2 separate regions of the Homo sapiens genome follow, and region 2 is linked to region 1. A link is a contact called in ENCODE POLR2A ChIA-PET data. All regions are on one chromosome and are shown on one strand. The core of a region is the stretch at or near the end of the contact, and the rest is flanking DNA. Distances in the headings are between cores, read along the strand shown.

Evidence for each region. ChIA-PET counts read pairs that join two places held with the same protein, here RNA polymerase II (POLR2A).
Region 2: POLR2A ChIA-PET joins it to region 1 with 16 read pairs in BJ. The contact joins two enhancer-like sites. POLR2A ChIA-PET finds 5 or more read pairs at or near these places in 3 of 52 experiments (BJ, WTC11 and endothelial cell of umbilical vein).

The regions. Positions count from the first base shown.
Region 1 is chr18:58,577,293-58,581,266 of GRCh38, forward strand. ALPK2 (alpha kinase 2) reads right to left here. Exons shown (of 13, transcript NM_052947.4): 4 at 1,522-3,256. Among named protein-coding and RNA genes, the nearest start is that of SNORA108, 21 kb to the right of the region's middle. RefSeq lists an enhancer at 2,255-2,802. Within about 2 kb of position 1,944, at least 4 of the 41 ENCODE cell types and tissues checked have a DNase peak (open chromatin) inside an H3K27ac peak, as active enhancers do.
Region 2 is chr18:58,868,100-58,872,073 of GRCh38, forward strand. The region is part of intron 2 of ZNF532 (zinc finger protein 532); the gene reads left to right. Among named protein-coding and RNA genes, the nearest start is that of ZNF532, 5.2 kb to the left of the region's middle. RefSeq lists an enhancer at 1,874-2,855. Within about 2 kb of position 2,217, at least 3 of the 41 ENCODE cell types and tissues checked have a DNase peak (open chromatin) inside an H3K27ac peak, as active enhancers do.

The DNA of each region.
Region 1 (3,974 bases), core at 694-3,193:
TAAAACCAATATCGTCAGTAAATAGGTAAATAGCCCCCTTCCCTTCCACTTCTTTTGAGCTACTTTATCACCTTCCCCCACCTTCAATAATAAAGTAATTTGTCCAGTGAAACACTTTGAGTGGATAAATGACTGTAAAAAAAGCACTTAGCTGAGCACGGAAGAGCATTTTATGACTAGAAAAGGAAATGCCATGTTTATCAACATGAAAAAATTAACATTGTCACTTTATTTTGTATTAACATATGGTCAAAGCACCTCCCTAAGCTTATCTTGGGCATGAAACTGTGGTCATTGGTGTGTGAGCTGCTAAGAGACATGTGTTAAATAACTGGATAGGAGAATCTGGTTCTCCTGTGAAAAGTAAAATATAAATGTGGCTTTTACCTGGCCAGTTTGGCCAGCAGAACAGAACAATTTGCTCAATCAACAGTTACCTAAAATCTGGAGATTTTTAGATTGGCTTTTTTATGACTGGGTCTATAGAAATTCATGTGTCAATTTTTAATATTTTCACAGAGTTAAGTCACTTTGCATTGGGAATATTTTATCTTTGGAGTGTATCTAGTCTTCTATAAAAATAATACTAGTTTTCTAGTACAAAATTGGGAAAAAGGGGAATACAAAGTATAGTAAAAATAACAGACAAATAAGTTTTCTTAGGTATTTATTTACAAAACTCAAATCTTGCCCATATTACAGCGTAAGTCCAAAGCTCATTTGGGACCCTTTGAAACTGAAAATATCATTAAAAATATAAGTTATGTATCAAGCACAACATCTTTTGTGCATTGATTATTCCTATAAATTTAATTCCATCTCTTTACACTCCCAAATCAGTAATAAGGGAAAACAAATTTATTTCTTGGCAGCTTTTTTTCTCTTAGCCTCTTTTATACTCTGTTTTAAACAAAATAAGACAAACATCCAATCAAAAACATCCCACCAGTGAGGCAACAGTTAATCTGCCTGCTTTCCCTAGCATCACAAAAAAAGTGAAGTCTACAAGTCTTTCAGACACACTGAAGTCTTTCATTCATACCACAAATTCTGATTAAAGCCAAGACCTATCATTTTCAAAGCACTTCCCTGCAAATGACTAAAAACAATGTTTTTTTCCCCCTTCTTCCTTTAAAGGCTACACCCAAAACATTTGCTTGAGAAACTTTCTGAATAGTGGCATTGCCTGGTAAAACACATGCAGCAGACAAAATATCAGATTTCTTTTTCCAGCTGTCCAGAATCCCATTAGTGCCTCTTAACTTCTATCAGTCTTTTGCTATAATTAGGATGGCTTAGGGTTTATCTGGGCCTTTTTTTCAAAACCAGATTTCCTTCCGAGCAGCAGCAGCTGTCATGCACAAGTACCCTGATGGTGTTGGGAAACTTATTTTGATTTACATTATGGTATAGCAATTGTGAATGTGAAGTAAAGGAAGAGACACACACACACACACACACACACACACACACACACACGGTTCTTTTTATCTCGTAATTTCTTTAAAAGAAAAGTCTTACCTGAGGAGGATCACTCCAGTCTGGAACCTGGCTTGTTTCAAATAGAGTATTAACTTGCATGCCTTCTCCCTTGCAATTTGTGTTGCCTTCTTTGGAGACTGAGTCTGTTGAAGTTTGAAGGGTTTTTGCTTCTTGCTCTGCCTGGGTTGAAATAGCACATTCTCTTGCATCAGCATGGGAACTCCGACCAGTCGCTGCTGCTGTGGTGTGAGAAGTCTCTCTTTTATCACTCTGGGTTAGTGGGGGCTCAGCAGATTCTTTGGCAGAGCAGAGATGAAGGGTACCTTCTGTTGTACTTTCTCTCAGGTTGGCATTCGGCTTCTTGGGATTTCCCTTCATTCCCGGCTGCCTCACCCTGGCAGATTTCCTTGAACCCCTCTTGCTCCATAAGTCCTTTCCCCCCACTCTCTTGTCAGCTGCCGTCTCCCAACACTGGCTCATCCCTGAGTTTTCTGACTCACCAGACAAGAGCTTCATCTCTGTCTCTCTTACTGATTCATCCATGTTGAGCAGATTGTCACTGGCAAATTCCTCTCTTGCTTGGTGGCTGTCTCTGGTTTCTCCTTGAATTCCTGGATAATCATTTTCAGCAGCCTCGGGAGCAGTGGGGAGTTTATATCTCCCCTGTTCTGTCACTGAAGACGTTCCATCCTGGTGAGGTCCCAAAATGAGAGTCATCCCTGTTTGTGGGGATGAGGGACCGTGCTTGGAGACTCTGCTGCTCCTCACCCCAACTTCTTGGGGTTGTGAGTGATGACCACAGAAGCCAGCAGTGGCAACCATAGGCCCAGCGTCACCCGACACCCGAGACCCACAACCCATTCCACTGAGGAAATGCTCACACCCACCCAGGCAATGCTCACCGAATTCCATCTCTTCGTCATCGCTTTCTAATAAAAAAACATGCTCAGTCCCCAGCAGGTTCCTTTGCCAAACTGCATTAGAGTAATCCGTCATAACATCAGAACATTCCAGATACTCCAGGTCATCATCTGAAAACTCCTCGGTGTAGGTTAGGGTTATCTCTGGGCAAAGTTCATAGTCACTGTCAGAGTCTTCACTGGAAAGCTGTGGGCTGGGTTGTTTGTTGGCCACGGCACTGTCACCTGGGTAAATGTGTGCAGTTGCCTCAGATAGCGGGAGGCTGAAGCTAATGTATTTCTGTACTTTGGGATTTTGCTGACTAGAGCGTAAGCCTTCATCATGAGGACCATCATTGTTCAGGTCACCATCCGTGAACTTTGATGCCATGGAATGCACTGTCTTGTGGCAACATCTGTCTTGTTTTTCATAAATATGACTTGAATTAAGAAAAAGCAACCCATTTGCAATTTCTTCTGTGTTACTTGGATCATAAGCCTCTCCAGTGTGCCTTGTTCCTTTAACACCCAAAGGATTTTCAGAACTGGACACACTAATGTCAAGATTGCCCAATGACTGGAGGGAGAGTGAATGGTTGGATTTGGAGGGGGAGGAGTCAGCTGACCTGGGAGTGCCCGGGGAGATGCTTTCTTCTTCCTTATAAGGATGTTCCTTCTCATCAATCTGATTTGCCCTTTCTTCTTCATGTGTCCCTGTTTCATGTTTCCAACCCCTGTCCCTGTCATCTTCCAGGTTAGGAGACAATTGTGGGTTCTCTGATGAGCACTCAACCTCAACGGAAGCAGAACAACAGATCATTCCAAAAGAGTTTTTAGCCGAGATTTGATAGACAGCAGCATCATTTTTGGTACAGCTAGGATGAAGAGAATATATAGATAAGTTTGCCACATTTGGACATGCATGCCAACATTTTCACACCATGGCACACAGAGAAAATGACCATCATTTTACTGCATGTTCAAGGAGATCTGTGATCTCCCTGGAAAAGAGTTTGTGGCCAAAGGCAACTGACCTCTGGGCTCCGGTGCCCCTAGTGCTGAGAATCCTAGGCAATCAGCATCCTCCCTTGAAACTTTCCTCAACGCTGCCTCAAATGGAAAATGCTGAGGATTGCACCATGACAGTTTACAAATGCCATGGCAGGGTCAGGACATTACCTTATATGGTCTAAGAGGGGGAGAAACCCTCAGTTCCAAGAATTGCCCACCCCTTTCTTGGAAAACTCATGAATAATTCCACCCCTTATTTAGCATATCATCAAGAAACAATCATAAAAATGAGCAACCAGCAGCCCTCAAGGCTGCTCTGCCTATGGAGCAGCCATTCTTTTATTCCTTCACTTTCTTAATAAACTTGTTTTCACTTTAAAAAAAAAAAAAGAATAAAATGCTGAGAATTACTTAGATGAATGGGGAAAATGTTTTATATTCTAATTTTTTCTTCTTGCCTTTTACATCATTTTTATGTTACGGGAATTTGAAAAAGCATTTTTCTAGAGTGAGACATTGTACACAAATAAGTAAAATACAATTCTTCATGTACTGGAATGGCATAGAGAACCCTCAAATCTT
Region 2 (3,974 bases), core at 967-3,466, 290 kb after region 1:
GAACAACCTTTACCGTATCCTTGGTAGAACTCCAGCTGGCTGTTAACAGGTGAAGCAGAGGTTGCCAACACAAGGGAAACTGACTCCATTCCCCATCATGTACTCCTAATCCCAGGACCATCAGAACAAGAACTACAGACTTGATAAACATTATGGAAACACACACCTTCGTGTTCATTTTATTTTAGGGCTGATCTTTAACTAAGTCATGGTTAAAGAATTAGCTTAAAAAAATTTAAAATTTGTGTACAGGAAAATTTACTCTGTGGTGTACCGTTCTGTGGGTTTTGGCATATGTGTAGAGTCACTTATCCACCACCACGGGCGAAGCAGAACAGGCCCATCACACCAGAGCATTTCCTCTTGCCGCCCCTCTGTAGTCAGCCTCTCCTACCCCTGGCATCCACTGTCTCACTATAGGGACATGGTTCTCTCGTCCTAGAGTTTGGGCTTTCTAGAATGTCAGATAGCAAGATGCGTTTCAGATTCATCCATGTTTCTCTGTGTTTCGATACTTGGTTCTTTGTCATTGCTGAGTAGTATTCTGCTGTATGGATGTACCACAGTTTATTCATTTGCTGGGTGAAGGACATTAGGGTTGTTTCCAGTTTTTGCTAATTGTGAGTAAAGTTGCTGTAAGCATTTGTGTGAAACAGGTTTTTGTGTGAACATAAGTTTTTATTTCTTTTTGCTAAATGCAGTCACGTGTCGATTAATGCAGGGGTACATTCTGAGAAATGTATCATTAGACAGTCTTGTCATTGTGCAAAGATAGAATGTACTTACACAAACCTAGATGGTGTAGCCTACTATAGCCTACTATATACCTAGGCTATATGGTGTAGCCCATTGCTCCTAGGTTGTAAACCTATACAGCATCTTACTGTACTGCATACTGTAGGCAGTTTTAATACAGTGGTAACTATTTGTGTTTCTGACCAATCTAAACACATAAAAGGTACGGGAAAAATATGGTATTATAATCTTATGGGATCACTGTGTGTACGTGGGCCATTGTTGACCAAAATGTTGGTTTGCGTTGCATGACTGTTCCTAGAATTGGGGTGGCTGGATCACATGGTACATACATAAGAGTTAGAAGTTTGAATGAAAATAAATCCAACTTGTAACTCACAAAAAAGATCTAGCGTTGACAGCTGCAGTTAAGACTCGCCGAGAAAGAGATCGTAGTGAACATTGTCTGAAGACACACGAGAGATGATCATGATAATAGAACACTCTCTAATGGGATGACATGCTTTGTAACCCTGAACTAATCAGAATTAGCCAAAAGTGGAAACAGAAAACTGCAAGTGGTAAAATATCCTTTATTTCCTGCAGCAATTATTTTTAATCTCTTCGGAAACATTTGGCAGTCTAATTTTTACATTCAGGTTCAATAAAACACAAAACAACAATAGAATAGAAATTTTGGAAAGTGATACCACAGATCATTGTTGAAATCTTAGTTGTGTGTTATTAACTTCTGAATTATAATTTGATTTATGGACTGCCAAAGTATTGGGGTCATTTTATTAATAATATTTGAAGTTATTCAGCTTTTATGTATTTTTAGGAACTGAAAATGTTTAAGCAATATTCAGTGAAAGCAGTGAAGAGGGGAGATTTTGGAAGATTTGTTTGGAAGATTTTGGAAGATCTGTTTTTTTTTTTTTTTTTTTTTGGAGTTGGAGTCTCGCTTTGTTGTCCAGGCTGGAGTTCAGTGGCGTGATCTCGGCTCACTGCAACCTCTGTCTCCCAGGTTCAAGCGATTCTCCTGCCTCAGCCTCCTGAGTAGCTGGGATTACAGGTGCGTGCCACCATGCCTGGCTAATTTTTTGTATTTTTAGTAGAGATGGGGCTTCACCATGTTGGTCAGGCTGGTCTCGAACTCCTGACCTTGTGATCCGCCCGCCTCAACCTCCCAGAGTGCTGGGATTACAGGTGTGAGCCACTGTGCCCAGCCCAGGTTGTTTTTTTTTTTTTTTTTTTTTTAAGGATAAAATAGCTTTCAGGATTGGGAAGAACAGACAAAGGTAATGGTGGTACAGATGGAGGGGAGCCCAAGAAGTGGGACATGATGTTAACCTGGGGATTGCCTTGTCATTTAACAGATGCTTACTGAGTGTTTAAGCACTGGGCATTGTGCTAAGCACAGGAGTGCAGAGGGAAAAGGGCCCCAGGGAGAAAAATCTAGTGGAAGGAGCCCCCAGAAGCTATGATAGGAATGTGAATAGGCCGCCTCATGCCAAGCGTCCACAGAGGAGCTGTGAAAGACTGGTAAGAATATGTGAGGCAGTCAGAGCCTGGGAGAGCATCTAAGTCCATGCAGCACACGTGGAAAGGTCTGGGGAGAGCTTGGTGTTTCGAGTGGGGTGTGGGTGTGCGAGGGGATGGAGCTGGAAGGCAGTTGAGGGTCACCTGATGAGGCCTTTTGGTGCAGTGCCTTGAGGATGGACTTCTGTGTAGGCAGAAAAGACGGACCTTTCGTTACAAAGGTCCTGTGGCAGCCCCATGGAGGTTGGAATAGAGGCTGTACAGGCTGGAGGTAGGGAGGCCAAAGAGGGAACCGGCAATCCAGGAGAGAAAGGATGAGGGTCTTTCATCCCAGGTGTTGTTTGTGGGGATGGAGTGGTAGGTGGGGGCTGCTTCAGGGGCCAGGTAGTGCCTGATTGGAGGAGTAAGGCTGCTTCTTAGGTGGCTGTCTGGGGGTTGCTTGGAGACTGGGTGTTCTGTCTTTGAGATAGCAAATTCCGAAGGCAGAATAGATTTGGAAGAGTGGAGGTGGAGGGACTTGATACAGTGAGTTCAGTTTTGGGCTCCAATTGCCTCTGGCTCTGTGAGTCTGGAATTTAGGAGGGTTGCTTGGGCTGGAGGTCAAGATTGGTAGTAATGAACATAAAACAGAGAGGATAGAAGAAAGGTGTTTTAAAAGGGGTTGGGTTTGGGTCCCCTAAGATAGTGGCTTACGTAGTAAAAACCATAAACGAAGCGGCAGGGGTGGCTGAAGAACTTAGAACCTGTGCTTTAGCAAGTTGGAGGGCAGAAGATTCCCAGGAAGGTAGAAAATGTAGCTAAAACCTGCAGATGCTGCAGTAGGTGATGGCACTTTACGTCTGTTATCCCATTTTTCTGATTTTTAAACCTTTTCTTAGAGGTGGGGTCCTGCTATGTTGCCCAGACTGGACTCAAACTAGCTGGACTTGAACTCCTTGGCTCAAGGGATCCTCCTGCCTCGGCTTCCCAAGCAGCCAAGTAGCTGGCACTATAGGCATGCACCACCGCAGCAGCTATTATGTTACCTCATTTGATACCGAAATGATGAGAGGAGCTGTACATGTTTTTCCCTGTGGTACCAGTGGGGAAACAGACAGAGACCCTCCCAGCTCGTAAGTGGAAGTGGAAACAGGATTTGAAACATGCTCCTTCTCACTGTGCTGTTCTGCCTTGGGGGAGCACAGTTGGTGGACTGAGGGGTGAGCATGGAAGCTGTTTCAGGGTGTGGAGGTGCCCAGAGAGGGCACAGCAGGTGCTAAACAGCAAAGACACTGGCGCCGTTCACGTTGGAGGTGATAGCTGATGACTGCCAGCGTGAGAATATGCAGTGGAGAAGTTTGAGGTACACTCAGGGCCTTTGTATTTAGCCAGATTTTCCTGATTGTAGTCAGCACAGAGAGCAGGGCATCTGTATTTGCACCAGAGACATCTCTAGAAATAGCATGTTGAAAAGACTTATTTTATTGGGCACTGGGGTGAGGATACAGATTGGAGGGGAGAAGGGCTAGAAAGATGTATTTGTTTTATGTATTCTTTGAAAAGGCTGAGAAAATCAAAGCAAATTGAAAGTGGTGCCGAGAAGAATCTTTTGTTCCAACAATAAATAAACACAGTTTAAAGAATTCTTTGAATCATCTTCTACGGCAGGAAGTTCTATATTCTGGCTGTTTTATAATGAGGGAGAGCAAATTCTGTTT